Linked DNA regions of Homo sapiens: region 1 is linked to region 2. Evidence: chromatin contacts called from ENCODE Hi-C data. All regions are on one chromosome and are shown on one strand. Each heading gives the region's core, a stretch centred on a gene start or an enhancer-like site at or near the end of the contact. The rest is flanking DNA. Distances are from core to core; before and after follow the strand shown. Region 1 overlaps LOC105376214 (a long non-coding RNA gene). Region 2 overlaps LOC105376214 (a long non-coding RNA gene).

Region 1 (6,475 bases), core at 140-2,639, 130 kb after region 2:
ATTTACTGAGCTCTCTTAGTAGTTCTATGAGTTTTTACAGCTATTTTTTCTTAGTTTTACACTATACAATCAATTATCAAATAAAGCAGGATTCTTGCTTTAGTTTTCTAAGTTTTGCTCTATTTTATTGGCTGAAGTGTAAAAAAAAAAAATGTTAATGCCACTGGTGGGCATTCTTGTCCTTTTTCCTACGGTGCTTCTGGTATTTCAACATGAGGTAGGACAAAATAGGTTTTATCCTGATGGAAGTACTCAAAGATCATTCTGATTACCTCCATTGAATATCTTTATTAGAGTTATTAGAGAAAAAATGGATATCAGTAGCCCAGAGATATGAGACACTTATGTGTAAGTGACACTTATGTGTCTCTTAAATGACACTTGAGTGGCATTTTAGCACAATGAAAAGAACAGAGGTTCTGGGGTCAGGGACACTAGGGATCTAATGCTTGTTCCAGTACTTGCCGGTATTGGAACATACACACCTACAATTTTTATTTCTTTCTGTTTAATATATAGGTAATAATATTTCTTTCTAAGGCTGTACTGGAGATTCAATAAGCTATGGGAAAAATACCTAAGACATTACCTGATAGATAATAGGTACCGATTATGAAAGACATCCTACATGCATTAACTTTCTTTTGCAAAATGTGGATTGGAAACAGGCAAAATGAATTTCAGTAAGAAAGGATAGACCTTGATGATGACCTCTATAAGCTTCAATTTCTGTCTCTATTTACATGCAAACTGGAGGATTAAAGTCTCCCCTAATAGGGAAAATTCTGTAAATTCTATGACTCTAATTACAGCCACAAAAGCACCCATTTCTCAGATTCTGTTGCAAAGTGGGTTTCAGAGCAGCCCTGGCCCCAGAGAGAGGAAAAGGAAAAGCCACAGGAAACCTGGGCAACAGTTGCAGTTTCCTCCTTGGCCCCTTCTCTGAGAGCAGTGCTGCGTGTTGTTGCAGTTGTACTGTACTGTTCTACCGCGTGGATTCATAGTTAACATTTTTCTTCCAGGCACATTTAAAACGTTTGGCTCACATCCTCCTTGAGCTGTTTTATAAGGGCAATAACCAAGGCCAGGGTGTGCTCTTGTCAGCAGGCAAAGCACGCAGTGGAGGCTGCCAAAGAGTTTCCTGCTCGGGGGCCACCCATCCTTGGCCACAGGATGCATGGCTGGAGTTCATGGCAACTTGCACAGAGCGAGTGCTGGGACTTTCTGTTCTCAGGGTTCATGCTTTGGATTCCATCCTTCAGCCCTGCTGCATTGATCAGTGGAGGCTATTGTGTTTGTGCTTGTTTGGGACTAGCTCAGAACACATGTCACAGCAGCAGTCCAAGGCCTAGCTCTAAGGCTTGGGGCTGGGAAAATGCTCTTGAAAGACTAGCAAGCTGCCCTTCCCTCCTGTTAATGCAGGCTCGGAGTTCCCATGAATCAGCTGCAGGGAGGCAGGCATTCCCTCATGCTATTCTCTGTGAATTAACTTCTGGAATGAGCAGACAGCACAGACGCCAAGTGGTGGGTTTGAGCACTGTTACCCCACCCGCTTTGAAGTCCACCTTCGCATGAGCGGATCTCTTTTCATGTATTATTTATTGCCAGGGACTTTGATAGGAAGAATCCCCAGAAGATTGCTGAAGGTTTTTTTTTTTCTTCAGAATTCCCTTTGATTAGAAGCTGTTGGCTGTGCCTTGGGCAGCTGGCTCTGTCACAAAGCAGGGGCTCAGTGCATCCTCCCAGTGATAGCTGCCATGCCAGCACCAGTGAGGTTCTGGCTGTGACATGCCTGGGACACCCTAAAGAACTACACAAGTAGAAAGGGTATCATACTCCTTCACTCACCAGAAGGGAGGCAATGAGGTCTCATGAGAGGAAAGAACAGGGGCTCAAGCCAGAGAGATGCAAGTTGAAATGTCATCTCTTCTACTGACCCACAGTATGATGTTGACCTCAGTGTTCTTATCCACTAAATGGCAATAAAAATCTTGGATTCACCACCAAACTGTTGCAGAGAATCAATAAGCCATCCAGAGGTTTTCATTTCTTTCCTCTAAATTCCAAAGCTAGTCTGGAAACTTTAAAGCAGGCTGAATGACAACTCTACACTCTCTTAATCTTCTTTATTTATTTTCTAAATTTTTATTTGTTTATCTTTTTAGAGACAGGGCCTTGCTATGTTACCCAAGCTGGAGTGCAGTGGCTATTAATAGGCTCCATCGGAGCTCATTGTAGCCTCCTGCTCCTGACTACAAGCTATCCTCTTGTCTCAGCCTTCTGAGTAGCTGGAAGTATAGATGAGTGCCACCATACCTGGCTTTTCTTCATTTTTCAATCATTCATTCAGTCAGTCAGCATTCAAGAAATAATACTAAATTAAGTAAATAAACGATTAATTAAATAAAAACATTTCAGTGGCTTTAACATTTTATGTAATGTATTAGATGCTAAGAATAAAGAAATATGTGCTCAAGACACGGTCCCTTCCCTTGTCTATCTCAAAGATCAAAAGGTTAAATGACAATAAAATGTAAAGGATGTTACGGTGCGGAAGGTTCAAGAAGAAAGAAATGCACCCAGACAAGATATTTGTACCAGTTTATGGAATGACAGAAGGCCTTCCAGAAAAAAGGAACATGTAAGCAAGTAGATTATGTCAGTCTATAGAGGATAGCATAAAATATTACAAGAATTTAGAAATAGAGACCCTTTGAGAGTGACTGGAAGTGGCCTGCCCTTACAGGTGGATAGTCCATGCTCTGCCATATAAATGAATGGAAATGTCACGTCTTGCCAAAGTATTCAGGTTCAGGTTGTGATAGTCTGTCATTAAATTCAGCCAGGTCCCACTCAACAGGACTGCCTTTATCACTTTGAAGCAAAGATAGGCTCAACCAATCATGGGCTGCCTGAAAGCCAGGAAAAGAGATAGTTGATGTAAACCCAACCAGGAAAGAGATCGGACGGACTGTGAGGCAGAATGTAGCTCATCAACCTCATTTCTTGTTCTTGGACACATAAAGGCAGCTCATTTAATAGCCTCTTCAGAGCCATGCGCCTGGGTGCTGGCCAATTGAATGTCGACAGAGTGTTGTATGACATTTCTAGCCTTGACCATGAAAGGTTTAATATAATCTTCCATGCACCGTGTCCCCCACCTGCATGGCAGATTCACACACCTGGATACCTGACTTATTGCCTGGAGGAGAGCTACCCAGTTGCATCGCCCAGCCTACACTGAACCATTATGTGAGCAAGAAATATTGACCATTATGTGAGCAAGACCTGTGAGCAGGTCTATTGTGTTAACCTGCTGAGGTTATAGAGGTGGTTTACATAGCAGCTAGCGTTACTTAACTTGGCTAATGTGTGTATCTAAACCATCTAGAACCATGACCGACTCATAGTTGACATCTAAGGTCATTAAATTGAATACATGGTAAGAGGTCATCAGTATTTGTTGTACTCTACCAAAGGCCTTGTTTGGGTGAGTGAAGGGCACAGTACCTGGTGAGCTTGAGGATTCTGGTAATCAGTTCACCGGGTCTAACTCTGGGTCAGGAAGGGTCCATATAGCTGAGAGCTACTGGAGCTATTCTGCATGCTGACCAGGTTTCTGGAAGCACATCCAACTCTCCTAACTGGAAAGAGGTATCTGGAATAGCAAAACCAATTATTTTTGCTCTTAGAAGGGTCTCTATCCCATTATAAATTTTATATTGGTAACCAATCTGCATATTCTTGTTTTATGAGTTTGGCTATTGCAGTTGATCCATCAAAGTTTGGTCACTTCGAGGTATGCTGGTGAGATTGACTTCCTGGAATTTTAAAGTTGAGGAACTGATCCTGTTAACTTCATCAAAAGAATATGCAACTGGCTAGCCGGGATTGAGTGATAAGCTGGTCTCACTTTTAGAAAATCCTTTGCTAATTACATATGAAATGATGATGATGATGATGATGATGATGATGATGATGATTGCTATCATTCATTCAGTGCTTATCAATTTCAGCTACTCTCTGTTAATCATTTTACATCATCTCATTTGATTTTTCACAATAACTCTTAGAAGTACAGTCATGTGTCCCATTATGACATTTCAGTCAATGATGGTTTGCATATGTAATGGTGGTCTTATTAACTTATAATATTGCATTTTACTGTATCTTTTCTATGCTTACATACACAAATACTTCCCATTGTGTTACAATTGCCTACTGAATTCAGTATAGTAACATGCAGTACAGGTTTGAAGCCTAGGAGCAATAGGCTATGCCATATAGCCTAGGGGTGTAGTAGGCTATACCATCTAGGTTTGTGTAAGCACACTCTATGATGTTTTCCCAATGACAAAATCACTTAAAAACATTTCTCAGGACATATCCCTGTCATTGAGTGATACATGACTGTAGTTGTCATTGCCCCTATTTTCAGATGAGGGAACTGAGGATCAGAAAAATGTGGTGACTTGCTTTAGAATACATTTCCTATAAATGTCAGAGCTAAAATTAAAACTCAACTCTCCTGGACTGCAAAGTCCAAGTTCCCTTAATCCGATCAATCATTTTCAAACTGCTCTCTGCTGAGCTGTAAGTGGCCTAAGAAGCCAATCCAGGATTGGGAGTGGAGCATGAAAGAATAGATTTCTGCCTCCTTACCCTACTTTTTACCAGAACAGAGCCTCTTCTCCTTGACTTTTTTGTTACTGATTCCACCTAACTTTTGTTTGAGCAAGGGGTTCTAGGCTAAATAAAGACTTTGAAAATCACTGCAGCATACCATAATACGTAGGAGGAAATTTTGTAGAAAATGAGTTTTATTTCTGAACACAAGGAGTGCGTTGTGATTTATGGATTCTCCTCTTCTTTTGTATCTTCTTCCACATTATCTGAAGATACTTATTCTCCCAGGAGTCTAAGCTTCTTGAGAGCAGGGACTCTGGCTAGTCATAATTTCCCCCCGCTCACCGCCAATACTAAGTAGAATACTAGGCAGACAATTGCTACCCTAGTTCACTCTCAACACTGCCTCCTAAACGATTATTTTAAAGCACGACTCTGATTATGCTACTTACCCAATGTTACTTAATATTTTTCAGGGACCATTGTTACTCCCAGAATAGACCAAAATTTCTCACCAAGGTATCCAAGTCCATTCTGACAGCATCCCAGCATCCCAGACACTTGGTTGGCTTCATTTCTTCTATACATCACATTCCAGTAATATCAAATTTCTTGCTGCACTCTGGACCTGGCATACCTTTTTGTAGCCATCTCTTTTGTGCACATGGTTGCTCTCTGCCTCAAATTCCTCCACCCCTCCCCGTGGAAATCTCTTTCTATTCATGTCACATCCCAGTAACCTCTTATGTCCTCCTCCAGGCCAATTCAAACACTCCCCTCCACATGATTGATTCCTTCTCGTTGCACTTACCTACAACTTAGCAGTTCTTGGCAGACAGAGTGGATTTGAAGGACAAGGTGGTCCCCATCCAAGAGAGAGGAAAGCAGAAGGATGGTAACAATAATGCATGCTACATGGCATTGAATGAACTACCTAATGGATTTGTTAATGTGTACAATAATTTTTTGAGATGCCCATAAATACTGAGTGTTGGGAGTGGAGGTGTTTCTCATTGTGTGTGGCAACATATAGTACCTAATAGGAATAAGAACCATTGAAATACCAGCTAAGAATGAATGATTATTTGGTGCATTAAATTAAATTCCTCAGTTGGTTTAGCTCAGTGGGAATGAAAAGTTGGATATTTACTCAGCCCCTTCCTCTGTCTGCCTGTAGTCCTGGGTCATCAGCATGTGAAGTTAATGACTGGCAAGATCTTCTAACCCTCTTCTACCTCTCCTAGAGAGATCAAAATAAACAACAACAACAAAAAGCCAACACTAGTTGGCTCCCAAACAACGTGGGAACCTACAAAACAAGACTGGGCATTGGACATATTTTGCATGCCCTCTTTCTTTGCAGGGATTCAAGCCAGTGTGGGACTCAGTGATCTTTCATGATGATAAATTGGGCATTTTCAGTGCAGGGTATCTGTTCAGCAATCTTCCTGCAATGCATAGCTGGGTATATTGTCTCATGCTGGGTAGTCCAGAGATACGTTTAAGTAAAAGGTCACTCTAGAGTTTAAATTCAATACAGGTCTAGAGAATGCAGCTCCAGTGAAATTTATTTTCAGGCAGTGGAGAGCTACTTAAGTGGCAAGAGACTGAGTTTCCTCTTGTGATTGTTTTAATGTAAAATGAGATGCTGATTACCAATGCTAACAACTGCACACTGAGAGTGGGAATAGAGCGGAGCATTGTGTTTGATGTTTGTTTGATTTGCATATGTGGCATACCAGGCCCTGCACATAACGGTCCTAATCTGCCTGAACAGGGTCGTCTTTCCTCACTCCTTCTGATTTAGTCTATGCTCTAGCACTTGGCATTGTTCAATGCAGTATGCCTT
Region 2 (6,711 bases), core at 578-3,077:
GGAACATGGGATGAAGATGCAGTATGAGCACTGGGGTGCATTCTAAGTTGTCATAAGGTTGGCAAACGAAAAAGACTGTGAGCTTTTGCTCTTGAGAAAGGTTCCAGTAAGATCCAAAGAAAGAATCTTCGCAAAGGGGTGGAGGCTTCGCCAAGGCCCCCAGACCTCTACTTCATCTGAAGCTTCAGGGTGGGTCACCTGAGGATGCCTCTTTTAGGGAAGTGACTTCAAATCAGCTTGGGATTGGAGGAGACTCTCTGGGAGATAATCTGGCCCAGAGCTGCAATACTGAGGACAATTTCATCAGCATTGACAGTGCATCTGAGGAGAGGCTGGTCACAGCAAACAAACCATCACCCAGGACAACAGGAGTGAAGGCAGAGAGCAAGTCTGCACAGTAAGATTAGCTTGTACAAAAACACTGCTCAACCAACTCAGCTCTGCTCACTGCACTCATCAGAATATGAATGCCACAGCCCATGTTGGAGTCAGTTGCAAAACTCATCTGCAGTTAGACATCCTAAGACTCAACCCATACCACTGACTGATATGGAAACTGAGGCCCAGCAAGGGAAACTAATGAACATCCCATCAAACACCAAGGGAGGGGCTGAACCAGGATGGAAACTTAGCTCTGGCCAAACCATCATTCTAGACAGTTATTCCTAGAGTTAAAAAAAAGAAGAAATTTCACAGAATTCCCAGGTTTGCAGAAAAGCCACTGATTGAGCTGCTGTGTTTGTGTCCATGCAAGCAACTGCAGCCACCTCTACAATTCAGTTTAGTGACTTTATTTATTTATTTATTTAGGCAACCTGGCCATTCAACATCTGCCTCTTGGAGGGCCCTGTGGAAAACTGTGTGGCCATAATGTGAGCCACTCCCAAGAGAAAGGTTCTTAGTCAGCAAAGGTGGTCACGCTAGTTGGAAGAGTCAAAAGGAATTAAACTCCTGTCCCATGATCTTTAGATCTAACAGAGGCACTGGTTCCCTCTTTCAAAGCTTTTTGTAGGAAGGCCTGTCATTTGTGAGGCTCTCTGGCTTCAGGCTTCTGCCTATCTTCTGCGAGGCACTGAATCCCAAAAGAAGTGGAAAGTGGTTGGTCGGGGACAGTGGTGTGCTGGTAGACCCGCTCTCTGGGGGATGGTAAAGGAAAGCCTTGGTTTCCTGCATTTGCCCGATATCTGTGGTGCAAATACTTTCCCCATGGTGGCTTTCAAGCTACCAAGGATTCACAACCGGCTCACAGAATTCCTGAAAATTTAACAATCCACTCTCATGCGCCTGCTGCAGCCATTTCCAGCCCACCTCTGTAGCTCTCTAAACAGCAGGGCCTCATGGATGAGACTAGAGAGGGGAGATGTAGCTGGCTCTGTTTAATTCTGTGAGGTCAAACCACACCTGGGAGGGTGTGTCTGGTTTCAAAGCCTACATTGTAAGAGGAACATAGGCACACTGAAAATTGTTTGATTTGGGCAAGAAGCAATTTCGTCTGAAAAGCCCACCGGGAGACCTATTGCTGGAATGAGAATCCAGGGGAAGAAAAACACAGGGTATCCTGGCCATTGTTTCCAAATCTCTGTGGGGCTGTAAGGTACTTTTCCTGAGGCGTGGAATCTGAACAAATGGGTTGGGGAGGCGTCTAGAACCGGGATGCTGATTTCAGCTCAACCTAGGACTTTTCCGATAAAGCCACCCAGAGAAAGGCAGAGCTGCCTGGCACCATGAGGAATGCCATCACTAAAAGAATAGCATAAAGAACATAGGGCACCCACTAGGTGGGGCTGTGACCGTGGGGACTCCAGGGGCCCCTTCTAGTTCCTGGGGTCTGATCCTGCAATGGACTCTTCTTCCTTTTCCTAGGTAGCCAGTTTTATCTTCTCACTTTCCACTCCCCTTTTCTCTTTCTCCTCTTTCCTGGGCTCTTTTTCTTAGCTGCCTTTAGCCTCTTTACTGGGTTGATCTTCCTTCTGGGACATTGACCTCTAGAGCTTCCTGCACAGAGCGGACTCAGCCCCTTCTCTTTCTCAGGACCCACTTACACCCCCGGGGGAGAGAGCAGGGGCCCTCCTTGTCTTATTTTTCCTTGCTTTCTCTTCTCTCTTCCAACATTCTCAGCTCCACATTTGTGATTGAAGAAGGGCAAATAAACAAATTGAAACTGAAACTGAGCATTGGCCATAAAGTGAGGACATCTGGGAGGCTTGTAAGGAAATTTACATGCTTGCCTGGTTTCAGGTTGCATATTTTGTGTTGCCTGGTAACAAGCCCAGCGTTCCCTTTCATGCTTTATTCTCCTCCTATCCCCTGTTTATAGTGTAATTACCACTGTGACATCATAATCCCTCATTGAACAGCTGTCAGGGGGGCCCAACTGCTGAGTAAACAGGGCTTTATAATCTCTCCTCCCATGGGCTGGTTTACTAAATAGATCAATATTTGGTTTGTAGGCACAGAGATTAGGAGGTGGAAATGTCTTTTGAAAAAGCCCAATCTCTTCCCAGGGCCCTGAGTGCACCTGAGAATGCTGAAAAGAAAAGCCAAGTTCACGGACAAAAAAAGAATCACCCAAGCTGCTTTCACCTGCCTGCGATTTCCCAGGAAGCCAGTTTGTCTTTAAGAAGTGAGACCCATTTGAGAATGAGTAATGTCTTAGGCTCTTTAGTCTAATGCTTAGAGAATTCCACTTTCTTCTTTCGCTCGGCCTCCCCCTGAGCTCCCCTTTCTCTGTCCCCAACTCCATTTTATTTAATCTTTCTAAATGGATATTGTAGCCTCAGGGACTAAAAGAATGACACATGGATAAACAGGAACTAAGCTCCTAAGCTTTTCCCCTACCTGCCATCTTCCTCACCACGCATGAGGATTAGAAGCATCACAAAGAAAGCAGTCTCGGAAGTTTGTCAAATAGAGATTTCTGGGTGATGGTTTGGGAAAGGATGATTTAGATCGTGCCTCTCCTGGGTCGGGAAAGTGACTGAAACACATAACAGCAGAGAACTTGAAGTGCTGGTTTGAGCTTCAGGAGATGTGAGTTCTAGCCCCAGTGCTGCCTGTGATTTTCTCTGTGACCTGGGACAAGTCCCTTGTGGATACGACAGGATATGCGGGCTACAGGGATCTCTGAGGCTTCTCCCAGGTAGGCAAAGTGGAGTGTCAGACTAAGCTGGGCTCAAAAGTTTGTCCTGACACTAGTTAACAGCAAAGTCTTCAAATCACAGGCAACTCTTAAGAGTTGCACTTGCTTCGCTGTAAAAAACGGGAGAATTAATGAATCACTGTGAAGACTAAATGAGATAATGGATGGGGCACACCTCACTGGGTGTGTGATACTTGGTAGGTGTCTTTTTAAAGCATAATTCCTATAAAAACCAAAACTATGGTTTAAAAAAAGGCTTGGAGGTAAAAATTAGAAGGAAAGGAAAGTAAAAGAATAATAACAATCAACACCAGTGTAAGCCATTCACAAGACACAAAGTCCCTTTCACGTATATGATCTTAGGTAATCTGGGCAACAACCTTGAAGAAGAGAAAAGCACCACATTTATTGATCTCTTTGAGTGGGCCATTCACTGTCCTAGTTTTTCACAATCATCTTGGTGGGTAATTTTCCTATTTTGAAGGCCAGGGTCCAAGATTACCCAACTGGTGAGTGTTGGAGCCAGCTCGGGTGATTTTGGTTTGAAACCTCTAAATCCCATGACACAGAAGTGGCAGGATCAATGTGGAAAGCAAGGCAGCAAAATGATGAGGTACTAAAAACTAATGACCTAGATGAAGGAAAGAAATATTTACACAACATCATATGCTTCTTTCACAGTTGTCATGCAACATCATAGTACTTTGCTGATTCAGTCATTTCACAGAGTAATTAGCGTCTGTCTCTGAAAAATAAAATACTGCAATTGGCTGCCGTCTCTAGGACTTTGTGACTTCCTTTGGACAGGTGGTTGCAAAAAGCCTACACCTTTAAAAGTGCCCCCTGAAAGTTAATGAATCACTGTGAAGACTAAATGAGATAATGGATGTGACACAACTCTCTGGGTACCCAGAATGGAGGAGATGGTAGGCCATGGCAGATGGTAGGGGAGAAGCTGGCTTCAGACAATCTACAGAAACCCAGTTTCCTGATTTTTCTGTGCAAGGAATAGCACAGGCATCTGATAATTCCACTATTCTCTCTGGCTGGTGGCCTTCTCTTTGAAAGACTGCATGGTTTCAGTTCAGTTTCATATAGATCTGTGTGTAGATCTGTACAGTGATAACATTCCTTTGTGCTAAGTCAGTCCAAGATAACTAACCTGTTTCCAAGATCTAATTTTGTATGTGGGAATCTTGCCTTGCCCTGATTTCCAGACCCATAGGCAGGCTTGCAGGCTGTAGCTGGGGAAGACCCCACGCTTATTCTGGTGCCCTGAGCAAGACCTCCTGCTCCACTATTAGGCAGAAGCACCTGTTCTGCCACAGGAGGTGCTGTCTTTTGCTGGCAGAGCTCAGTTTCCCTTAAGGGGAAGTTCCTTAGGATTTAAGGCCTCATGACTATCTCAAAACCCATGTTTGTTTGCCAATAAAGAAAATAAATAAACTGTACTAAGGGCTCCTTCCTATATCAGCCTCTGAATTATATGCTATTTTTCTTTAAAGCTACAGCCCTCTGGGGACTACCCATAAATTAGTAGTTCTCAAACTGTAGTGTGCATCAGAACCACCTGGAGGGTGGTGTGTTAGAACACAGGTTTCTCTGCATCCTGAGAGTTTCCTAAGTTCCAGAACTTAGTAGTTCTGGAGTGGAGCCTGAGAATGTGCATTTCTGACCAGTTCCCAGGTAATGCTAATGTGGCTGCTCAGGTGACCACACTTAGAGAAACACTTGCCTAAACCATCCACCGCAACTTGAGTTTGCAGAGCTGCTGGTGGCTTTCTTTTGGAACTTTCCACATTTTTTTTGTATGTGGTTGGCCATTAGTTTGTTCCCTTTTTCCACCACAGAGTTTTAGGTTCTTTTTCACCACAGAGTTGCTTCTCTTCACAAGCAAGAATGCAAATGAAGCTGCTTTATCTGGTATTATTTTCCACACCCTCTTGTAGCCTATATAATTTCAGTTTGTAGTTTGGAAAAATCCCTAATGTGTTTTCCCCCTCACACCTCTGTATCTTTGGACTTGCTGTTTGCTCTCTGGGCTGGAAGGCCTCCCTGGCTTTGCCTGGTGAATTCTGAATTGGATGTCAGAATGGAACTCATGCCATGGCCCCAGTAGAGTCATCCCTGAACAGCCTACCCAAGCAGAGATCATTTTCTTCTCTTTCTCTAACCTTATAGCTGCTAGTCCAATCTTTCATTCTAGCCCTTATCCATTTGCAGGCTTCCCCTGCCCACTAGACAAGGAGATACTGAAAGGCAGAGACCAGGAACGACTCAACTTGAGGCTCCCTAAGTATCAAGCATAGTGGATCTTAACCCGGGCTACACCTTAGAATCACCTGTGGAACTTGCCAAAAAGTTCCAACACTTAGGTCTTTCTCCACATCAATTAAATCAGAATCTCCGGGGAACAGAGCTGCAATTAGGGCCTCCATTCTCCAGGTTTCCTAAGTAGAATGGACAATGATTTTAACATTCTGCAGCTCCATTCCGACTGTGTGCCTGTTCTGTGTGTTCTGTGACACAGAATAGACTTTATGGGTCCCATTTTGTAAGTGAAGAAAATGCTCTGAGAGCAGATCATTGATTGAGTCAGCAAATCATTGGTTCATTGGTTTCTTAATTCACTCCCTATTCATTCATTCATTTGACAAGTATTTTTGTAGTATCCACTGTGTGTCTGGACACATAGTAAACAATAACAGACATTGCCCCTGCTCTCATAGAGGTTTCAGCCTAGTGAGTGAGGTAGACTGTGATCAATCACCCAAATAAATGTCAAGTCACACTCCAAATAAATGCCATGAAGGAGGAAGTTTTACTCAGGGGAGAGAACCACAACAGCTTTTGGAGTTTTTAACAGGGGAGGGGTTGACCAAGTCCTGGAGGCCAAGGATGTTTTCCCTGGTCAAGGTCTGTTGACTAGAGCATGGCAGGACGAGACATTCACTGGGCCAAGAGGGAAAGGCAGAGTGTCTCAGGCAGAGGGAGCTATGGAAACCAGCAGAGTCCAGGGTCCTTCAGCCAGGTGTACCCCATGGTTCCCATCCTCAGCCTTTCTCTTCACCATTGTCTTGGGGCAGCAAGCAGGGCTTTAGAGAAGTGTAATCATTGTGCAGGATAGTGTGAGTGTACACACAGGTGTGCATGCATGTACATATACACAAGCACACACATGCATAAACACATATAACATACATACATATACCCACATGCCCACACCACTCCTTTGCTCAGATCAGAGCTAGGCTGTCTGCCTGGAGCTATGCCGAAATGTTGATGCCCAAGGACTCCTTTCTCGAGGAATTAGAACAAGTTTTAAACCACATTATCTCACTGACTATGCAGAGTCCTCTGACAAATGGTGTCTTTTCATCCCAGCAGCCTGGGGGAGGTATAGACAGCCAGCAGACAGGATCTGAGGGTCATGCTGCCCAGAAACATGGGGTACACCCTCACCCAATCTTGATTAAGCTCTTCCTTTTTGCTGTTGGAATAGATCAGAGGAAGGATTGGGATGCCCTGTCACTCGGCTCCAGGCCTTTTAGTTGTTCATGTCATATCAATTT

The links. A loop is a pair of places that touch in the nucleus more often than their neighbours do. Pooled maps may share reads with other maps.
Region 1: a loop to region 2 is called in a map of heart right ventricle, with 4 times the contacts of the local background. The contact joins two enhancer-like sites. A Hi-C loop is called at or near these places in 11 of 168 maps with a recorded cell type or tissue (Caco-2, PC-3, Right ventricle myocardium inferior and 3 more) and 9 of 50 pooled maps.

What each region holds. Positions count from the first base shown.
Region 1 is chr9:108,137,590-108,144,064 of GRCh38, reverse strand. The region is part of intron 4 of LOC105376214 (a long non-coding RNA gene); the gene reads left to right. Among named protein-coding and RNA genes, the nearest start is that of KLF4, 650 kb to the right of the region's middle. Within about 2 kb of position 1,389, at least 20 of the 41 ENCODE cell types and tissues checked have a DNase peak (open chromatin) inside an H3K27ac peak, as active enhancers do; they include heart right ventricle and psoas muscle, where a contact is called at or near this core.
Region 2 is chr9:108,267,792-108,274,502 of GRCh38, reverse strand. All of the region lies in intron 4 of LOC105376214 (a long non-coding RNA gene), which reads left to right. LOC105376212 (a long non-coding RNA gene) reads left to right here. Exons shown (of 3, transcript XR_930235.3): 1 at 1-3,139. Among named protein-coding and RNA genes, the nearest start is that of ACTL7B, 580 kb to the left of the region's middle. Within about 2 kb of position 1,827, at least 17 of the 41 ENCODE cell types and tissues checked have a DNase peak (open chromatin) inside an H3K27ac peak, as active enhancers do; they include heart right ventricle and psoas muscle, where a contact is called at or near this core.